2 separate regions of the Homo sapiens genome follow, and region 2 is linked to region 1. Evidence: chromatin contacts called from ENCODE Hi-C or POLR2A ChIA-PET data. All regions are on one chromosome and are shown on one strand. The core of a region is the stretch at or near the end of the contact, and the rest is flanking DNA. Distances in the headings are between cores, read along the strand shown. Region 1 holds the start of SMTN (smoothelin). Region 2 holds the start of PISD (phosphatidylserine decarboxylase).

Evidence for each region. Hi-C counts contacts between places; a loop is a spot of excess contacts on that map. ChIA-PET counts read pairs that join two places held with the same protein, here RNA polymerase II (POLR2A). Pooled maps may share reads with other maps.
Region 2: a pooled map shows a loop between it and region 1 (9-fold over the local background). The contact joins the promoter of PISD here to the promoter of SMTN in region 1. A Hi-C loop is called at or near these places in 1 of 168 maps with a recorded cell type or tissue (CD8-positive, alpha-beta T cell) and 7 of 50 pooled maps. POLR2A ChIA-PET finds 5 or more read pairs at or near these places in 1 of 52 experiments (H1).

The regions. Positions count from the first base shown.
Region 1 is chr22:31,079,593-31,083,518 of GRCh38, reverse strand. It overlaps SMTN (smoothelin), which reads right to left and starts at 2,201. Exons shown (of 21, transcript NM_134269.3): 1 at 2,063-2,201; 2 at 210-340. The coding sequence starts at 260. RefSeq lists a silencer at 2,160-2,319.
Region 2 is chr22:31,660,200-31,664,125 of GRCh38, reverse strand. It overlaps PISD (phosphatidylserine decarboxylase), which reads left to right and starts at 1,911. Exons shown (of 8, transcript NM_001326411.2): 1 at 1,911-1,982. The coding sequence starts at 1,918. RefSeq lists enhancers at 1,871-2,170, 2,411-2,460, 1,678-2,877, 2,851-2,990, 2,286-3,179 and 1 more.

The DNA of each region.
Region 1 (3,926 bases), core at 952-3,451:
GACTAGGCTTCAGTACCAGGCATGGACAGGCACATGCCACAAGGGCCTCTGCATCAGCCACATGGAACTGGCCTACCCCTGTTCCCATGTCCCCCTCCTCCTGACCTTTCCCCCATCACTTCTTCCTGTCAGCTGAGAGGTACCCTGGATTGACCCTGCCTCTCTGGCTTGGCTTTCCTGTCCCCACAGTGGGTGATGGGGCCACTTACCAGCTTCCGAAGGGCTCCCTCATCCAGCCCAGCTAAGGCCTCGTCCGCCATCTCGCTGGCCCCTAGCTCCGTCGGTTCCTTTCTGGTGAGATCCCCAGTGCCTGTGGCACCTGTCACCAGCTCAGAGAATTCTGCAGGGGACAGACATGAATCAGGCATGCTGGGGCTTCCAGAAACCACAGGCACTTAGGCTCTGTGCCTTACTTTCCCTCTCTAACCTAGGAGCGTCCATTACTGTCCCATCCTATAATGTGGCTCCTGGCTGGAAGCTGCCCTCTGCCCTAGGGTGGTTTGCTGGAAAACTCACCAAACCCAGGGTAGGGGGTCTCTGGTTCCAGCCCTGCCAGCTTGGCCGCCAGTCTGCTGTGTGGCCTGGGATGGACTCTCATCCTGTCTAAACCTCAAAACAGGGAGGGCAGGGACCTGGATTGAGAAGCCAGGGCCTGGCAAGACCCACCCAAGCTGTGCTTACCACCAGGGGGTGCACTCCAGTCTCCAGTTTCCTGCCCCACCCACCCATCCACAGGGCCTACCCAGCCCCCACCCACTCCGCAGGCTCAGCTTCTGGCTGTGGGCTGAACCCGTAGTTCTTGCTGCCACCACCACTGTCATTCCCCCAGGTATAGGAAGGTACACTGTGTCTTCCGATTCTTGGAGCCAGCTCTGCTGTCCAGACCTCCTGAAGCCAGGTGTCCAGGCACCCAGCACCTCCTGCCAATTCATACAGAATTCAATTCCCCACCTGGAAGGGCTTTCAGAAGCTGACCTGCCCAACCCCTGGATTTCAGGCAAACTGAGAAGATTGGAGAGGGCCAAGGATTTGTCACTGAGCAAGGAGGAAGCCAAAGACTTAGAGGGCAGAGAAGGATGTAATCAAAATCTTCGTCATCTCCGGCTTCCGAAGCTCCCTTCCAAAGTGCCCTCAAGGGCCTGGAACACTCTCAGTGACAGAGGCAAGAGCCCCATCTTGCCCCAGTGCTGCCCATCAAAATGGACCCCTAAATCCTGGCCCAGCCTCCCAGCGCAGATCTCTCCTTCCTCCTGTAGCCCCAACTAATGTCTGTCTGGAATTTGAGGGGCCCTGGTCTGGCACACTGTGGATGCTTAGTTAATGTATGGTGACTGACTAATGTGTGGCCCCAGGCCTGCCCCCCACCTCCTGTTGATTCATCTTTCAATCATCCCTTCCCTCTCTTCAGAACAGTCACTTGGGAAGTCACCCCATACGGTGCATGGGTGGGGGGTGAGGGTTACCGCTCCACACAGTTGGGGTGTGTGGGTCCCAGCCTGTTCAAGTCACTGCTTGTTCCCCCTCCCATCCTGGTAGGCTCAGAGGTGTCAACCTCCCAATCTCTGCCTGTTAGGATCCTTGCCTCTTACCTAGTTACTCTGTCTGGGTTAAACCTCTTCAAGACTGTCCAGTGGTCACCAGCCTTAGGTTCTGCGGACATTCTGATTCCCCCCATGTCTGTTCTTCTATGGGGCAGCTGACCCTAATGCCTAATCTAGGACACCCATGGGATTATAAGAAGATCCCTGCCGCTGCTCTTCTCCAATCTCCCTGTCACACAGTCTGGGGTCGCCGGACATTGTGAGGGGCCTCAGGATTCTGTGGCAGCTTCCCCAGGGTTTCTGCCGCCACAGACTAGCGCCCCTGTGGGGCGTGGAGTCTCTTAGGAATCCGGGGGCGTCTTCCCCCAACAGTCTCATAACTTTATCCCATGGCTTAGACCTCTCGTATGGGTGGGGGCTCCCAGGTCTGGACGTTCCAGAACTCCTGTCTAGACATCCGGGTTCCACCCCCGGACACGTTGGGGCAGCACCAGGATCCCCCCCGAGGTCCGCACACCCACCTCTCAGTCCAGCCCACCCGTCCGGCGCAGGCTCGGCTTAGCTCTTTCGGGACCCGACAGACGGATTAGACACGCGCAGGCCGGAGGTGCCGCGACCCGCTGTCCCAGGCCCGCTCAGCAACCGTCCCCTGGATTCTGCGGAGAGCTGCCCGTCCAGCCGCGCCAGCAGCCCGGCTGGCCCCGCCCTGCCCCGACGCGCCAGCCAACCCTCGATTGGGTACCTCCCACTCTCGTGCCCCATTGGGAAAATTCAATTTGACGGCCACGCCCCGAGAGGAAGGCCCCGCCCCTCGCGGGCCAGGGAGGTCGGAAATTGGGAGTCTTGGGGTCGTCTGCCTCGGTGGCTTTAGCGAGTCGGGTGGGCATCGGCAGGGGGACGCAGGCTCTGCGCCAAGTCGGGGGGGGCGCCCCGAGCCGAGGTAAGTTTCCTGGGGTCGTAGGAGTCTCAGAGCCTTCAGGACAGCCCCTCTCCGCCCTCCTCTTTGTTCCTGAGACCACGTCCCCTCCCTCGACTCCACCCCTTTCTCGCGTCAGTGTTTAAGCTTGGCCGCCGTCCCTAGGCTGCTTTCGGGACACCTGGTCTGAGCCACCTCAGAGCAGGGACTGAGTGACTGGCAGCACCTTGACCCTGTGTTGGAGTGCCGGGACCATCTCAGGTGGAGCAGAATCAATCACACAGCACGCCTCCCCCAGCCCACACACCTTTGAACAGACATTGCCTTCTTGTAGCATGCTTCTACCTTCCAAGCCCTGAGAGTCTGCCTTTAGGAGCGCTGGAGTCCTAAATAGGGAATATGGAGTCCAGGCTGTCATTCAGCAAAAGGGGGAAATTGAGGCCCAGAGAGAGCTGACATGTCCAAGACCAAACAAGGAATCAGCCAGGGTACCCAGGAGGTCAGATCCACAAGGCAAAGCTATTCCATCTTCAGTGCCAGAGGCCCTAAAGCCGCCCTTGGGTCTCCATGGAGACTAAAGTGGGTGGAGTTGGGAGGATGGGGTCTGGAGTCCTGTCAAATAAAAACAATAACAAATCATTTATTTTGTACTTGCCATGTACCAGGCATATAATGCCCATAACAAGCACATGAGACCATGACTATTGCCCCATTTTACAGATGAGGACAACAGCTGATAAGTAGTAAAGCTGTGATTCATACCCAGCACCTTCTGAGTCCAGACCCTGCTTTTAACCACTATAATGTGGGATTCTGGGGAGGTGGTTTCAGCCTGTTAACCCAGAAGAGCCCCGGTTCAGGTCCTCTGTGACACCCCCCAGCCCCCATCTAAGGAAAGGCCCAGTCTCCACACTGAGAGTCTTTTCCATGTGTCATTTCATTTCATCCCCACACCCCTGAGAAGTGGTCCCATTTTACACATCAGAAAACCAAGGCACGGGCCAGGTGCGGTGGCTCATGCCTGTAATCCCAGCACTTTGGGATGCCAAGGCAGGTGGATCACCCAAGGTCAGGAGTTCGAGACCAGCCTGGCCAACACGGCAAAAACCCCGTCTCTACTAAAAATACAAAAATTAGTCGGGCAAGTGGCATGCACCTGTAATCCCAGCTACTTGGGAGGCTGAGGCAGTAGAATCACTTGAACCTGGAGGCAGAGGTTGCAGTGAGCCGAGATTGTGCCACTGCACTCCAGCCTAAGCGACAGAGCAAGATTCTGTCTCAAAAAAAGAAAAAAGAAAATCAAGGCACAGAAGAAAGCGACTTGTCAATGCTACACAGCAGGAGAGGCAAACAGAGCTCACTTCGGAGGACATATTTCAAGGTCCTAGGCTTTCTCTACCTGGGCGAGATGCCATGTTATTATCCAGAACGAGGGTCAGGCGCCCTCTAAGACCAATTCTGAATACTTC
Region 2 (3,926 bases), core at 662-3,161, 580 kb before region 1:
CCCAAAGTGCTGGGATCATAGGGTGAGCCACGGTGCCCAGCCTCTTAAAAAAAAAAAAAAAGAGATGGAGTCTCACTATGTTGTCCAGGCTGGTCTCTTTTTTACTTCCTTTTTTTTTTTTTTTTTTTTTTTGAGACGGAGTCTCACTCTGTCACCCAGGCTGGAGTGCAATGGCGCGATCTCGGCTCGCTGCAAGTCCGCCTCCCGGGTTCACGCCATCCTCCTGCCTCAGCCTCCAGAGTAGCTGGGACTACAGGCGCCCGCCACCACGCCCGGCTAATTTTTTTTGTATTTTTAGTAGAGATGGGGTTTCATCGTGTTAGCCAGGATGGTCTCAATCTCTTGACCTCGTGATCCGCCCACCTCGGCCTCCCAAAGTGCTGAGATTACAGGCGTGAGCCACCGCGCCCGGCCCAGGCTGGTCTCAACTCCTTGGCTCAAGCTATCCTCCCACCTCAGCCTCCCAGTGAGTGGGGATTGCAGGCGTGAGCCACTGCGCCCGGCCAAAACCAATTCTATACATTTGTTTTTTTCTTTTCCGACTTTTGAAAACCATGACAAAGGGAGGTTTCTTCCCCCCAATACCAAACCTGGTGCCTTTTAAGCTCTCTGTAGGAGCTGAGTATGCCCTAGTTGAACTTAAGCCAACTACACAGAAATACCTGCAGGGACCAGGGAGCATATTCCTCCTCCTGTCAAATGCCTGGTGAAGGCAACTGTGATTATCAGCTTAGCAGATGAAAAAGTAGGGCTGCATTCCTTCAGTTGTTGGACCCAAATTCTGCCAGATTCTGACAAAGGGCTTAAAAGGAAGAATGTTTAGGCCAGGTGCGGTGGCTCACGCTTGTAATCCCAGCATTTTGAGAAGCCGAGGCGGGCGGATCACGAGGTCAGGAGATCGAGACCATCCTGGCTAACATGGTGAAACCCCGTCTCTACGAAAAATATATATAAAAAAATTAGCCGGGCGTTGTGGCGGGCGCCTGTAGTCCCAGCTACTCGGGAGGCTGAGGCAGGAGAATGGCGTCAACCCGGGAGGCGGAGCTTGCAGTGAATCGAGATCGCGCCACTGCACTCCAGCCTGGGCGACAATGAGAGACTCTGTCTCAAAAAAAAAAAAAAAAGAAGAAGATGTTTAGGACATGGTTTTTGGAGTCAGAGACGTATGTTCAAATTCTGGCTTCACTATTTTATAGTCTTTGGGCATATGCCCTTTATGTACCCTTGAAGATGTTGCTTAACCTTCCTGAGCCTCAGGTACCTCATCTTTAAAATGGGGATAATGTCTCGGGCCTAGCTGCGAGTCTCTAGTCAGTGCTCAGTAAAAAGTAGCAGACATGATTGAAAACTCGTTTTCCTCTTACAATTGAAGATAGGAACCTTTTCAAGAGCAAGCACCAGGCACCGAATTTAACGACTGGTTGCATTTCTAGGTGATCCAAGACCGTTTGCCCCCGGTCTCCCTGGCAGCACAGCGGTAGGAGATAAGAATGATATGACACCATGCTTGCAAAGTGCTCACAACACACTCCGGCGCTTAAAAAACGAGAGCTGAGTCATGGATGCCCAGTTTCCCCATCCGTAAAATGAGCAAGTTCGATCACTTGAAACGACATTCTTGGATCTTGGATGACTCAGATTTTCCAGGTACATGAGGAAAGGCACCCAGAGGGAAGGAGGAGGAGTGGCAGTGCTGCGACCAAGCCCAGGTTTAGCGAAACCTACAGCTCCACTAGTTCCCCTACCTCCGCAGGTGCCAAGCGGGTTAGGTGGGGAGTAGCCACAGGGCGGAGCTTAGTCGGCTCCGCCCCCAACCCGCGCTTTTCTCATTGGCCCACTGAACTCGAGACTCGTGACGCCTTAAGCGTGCGCCCAGCGTGTGAAGGGGGCGTGGCACGCTGAGAAGGAGCAGACAAGATGGCGACGTCCGTGGGGCACCGATGTCTGGGATTACTGCACGGGGTCGCGCCGTGGCGGAGCAGGTATAGCAGCGCGGAGAGACTACCTTGGGGCGTGGGGCAACCTGGACCAAGCTGGGGTCTGAAGAGAGATGTTTCTGTGTCGCGGGCTCGCTCTGAGGCGAGCTCGGGTGGAGACGGAGCCACCTTCACCTCGAGCTTAGGAGCAGGTGCGACTGCTCCTGCGTAGGGCGGTCCGGATTTACTTAGGGTGTGGCCTAGAAGCTCGCGCTTTGCCCTTTCCAGCTAGGTGGAAGTTCACGAGGGACAAAAATCAGATGAAATAGGCTACCTGCCCGTCTCTTGAGTCGAGGCAGGGCTTTCAGATGTTCAGATGCCATTTTCTCGTGTGTTCGTTTTCGTAGAAGGAATGATGTCCTGTGGGAAGGACACTAGATTGAGTGTCAGGCAACTTTCATTTCTGGATCTTAGTCTTTGAAGCTAGAGGGTTAGGTTAGGTAATCTCAAAACAATATGTTATGGGGCTAGAGTCTTGGTTACCCTTGTGACCCCCAGCTGTTAGATTCTTAGAAATGTGGGAGACTTGAGGGGTCTTCTGAGTCCAGCTGTCTCTCTTTGGAGTTAATGAGATTGAGGCTCCGAGAGAGGGAGGGATTTGCTCAAGTTCACCTAGCCAGTTTGTAGCAGAGCCCGGACCCCCATCAAGGTACCCCCTCACGCGACGATCTTTCTCTCAGGCTGCCCGCCGTGAGGGCAGTGGTTATACAGAAAATAGCTTAGAGCATTTGGAGTGTCGGAAAATGGATTAAAATGTAGCTGTGATTCAGAGTCGGCTGCCTGGTGTCATTTCAAAGAGCTAAGATTTGAGAGATGCGCCATACTTGTGTGTTTCCTACAGGGTTCATTTTGTCAGCGTTGATCAGAGGATAACCTATTGTTTTGGGAGGAGACGGACACTGGATTTGGACTGAGAGGGAACAGAAACCATCATTGGTCTTGTTATGAAAGCGTCACTCTTTCATCATTAACTGTACAGAAATGATTATCTCTCAGGAGAGGGCTCTGCATTGTGGTGGTAACTGTTAGAATTTGGGCAGGAGACTTTGTTTTCAATGTTATTACCAGGCGTGCTGTGTATGAGTCAACCCTGAATTCATTTAAAGTGTGTCACAGGCTGGGCGCGGTGGCTCACGCCTGTAACCTCAGCACTTTGGTAGGCCAAGGTGGGTGGATCACTTGAGGTCAGGAGTTCGAGACCAGCCTGGCCAATGTGGTGAAACCCTGTCTCTACTAAAAAATACAAAAATTAGCCGGGCATGGTGGCAGGCACCTGTAATCCCAGCTACTTGGGAGGCTGAGGCAGGAGAATTGCTTGAACCTGGGAGGCGGAGGTTGCAATAAGCCAAGACTGCGCCGCTGGAGTCCAGCCTGGGCGACAGAGTGAGACTCTGTCTCAAAAAAATTAAAAATAAATAAAGTGTGTCACGAATTGAAAGGACTAAAATGAGACTCTTAAAAAATTGTTTTTTGTTGTTGTTATTTGTTTTGGAAGTCAGAGCCTCACTCTGTTGCCCAAGAGGGAGTGCAGTGGTGTGATGATGGCTCACTGCAGCCTCCACCTCCTGGTCTCAAGCAGTTCTTCCACCTCAGCCTCCTGAGTAGCTAGGACCACAGGTGCACGCCACCCCGCCCAGCTGCATTTTTTTTGGGGGTGGGGGTGGAGACAGGGTTTCACCATGTTGCCCAGGCTGGTGTTGAACTCCTGGGCTCAAGTGATCCACCCACTTTCACCTCTCTAAGTGCTGGCATTACAGAAGTGAGCCATCGCAGTCCACCTAAAATAATTTTTTTAAATGATGAGAGGAGGCTGTACCTCAGTCACCATCATTAAAAGGGAAAGAAAAAAAGCTATGTTTTAGTACCAGTGTAGATAGATAAGGCTAGACTTAGATGCAGTGGGTGAGAGAGATGAAGATTTGGGTACAATAAGAAACCTTAATTTTCAAA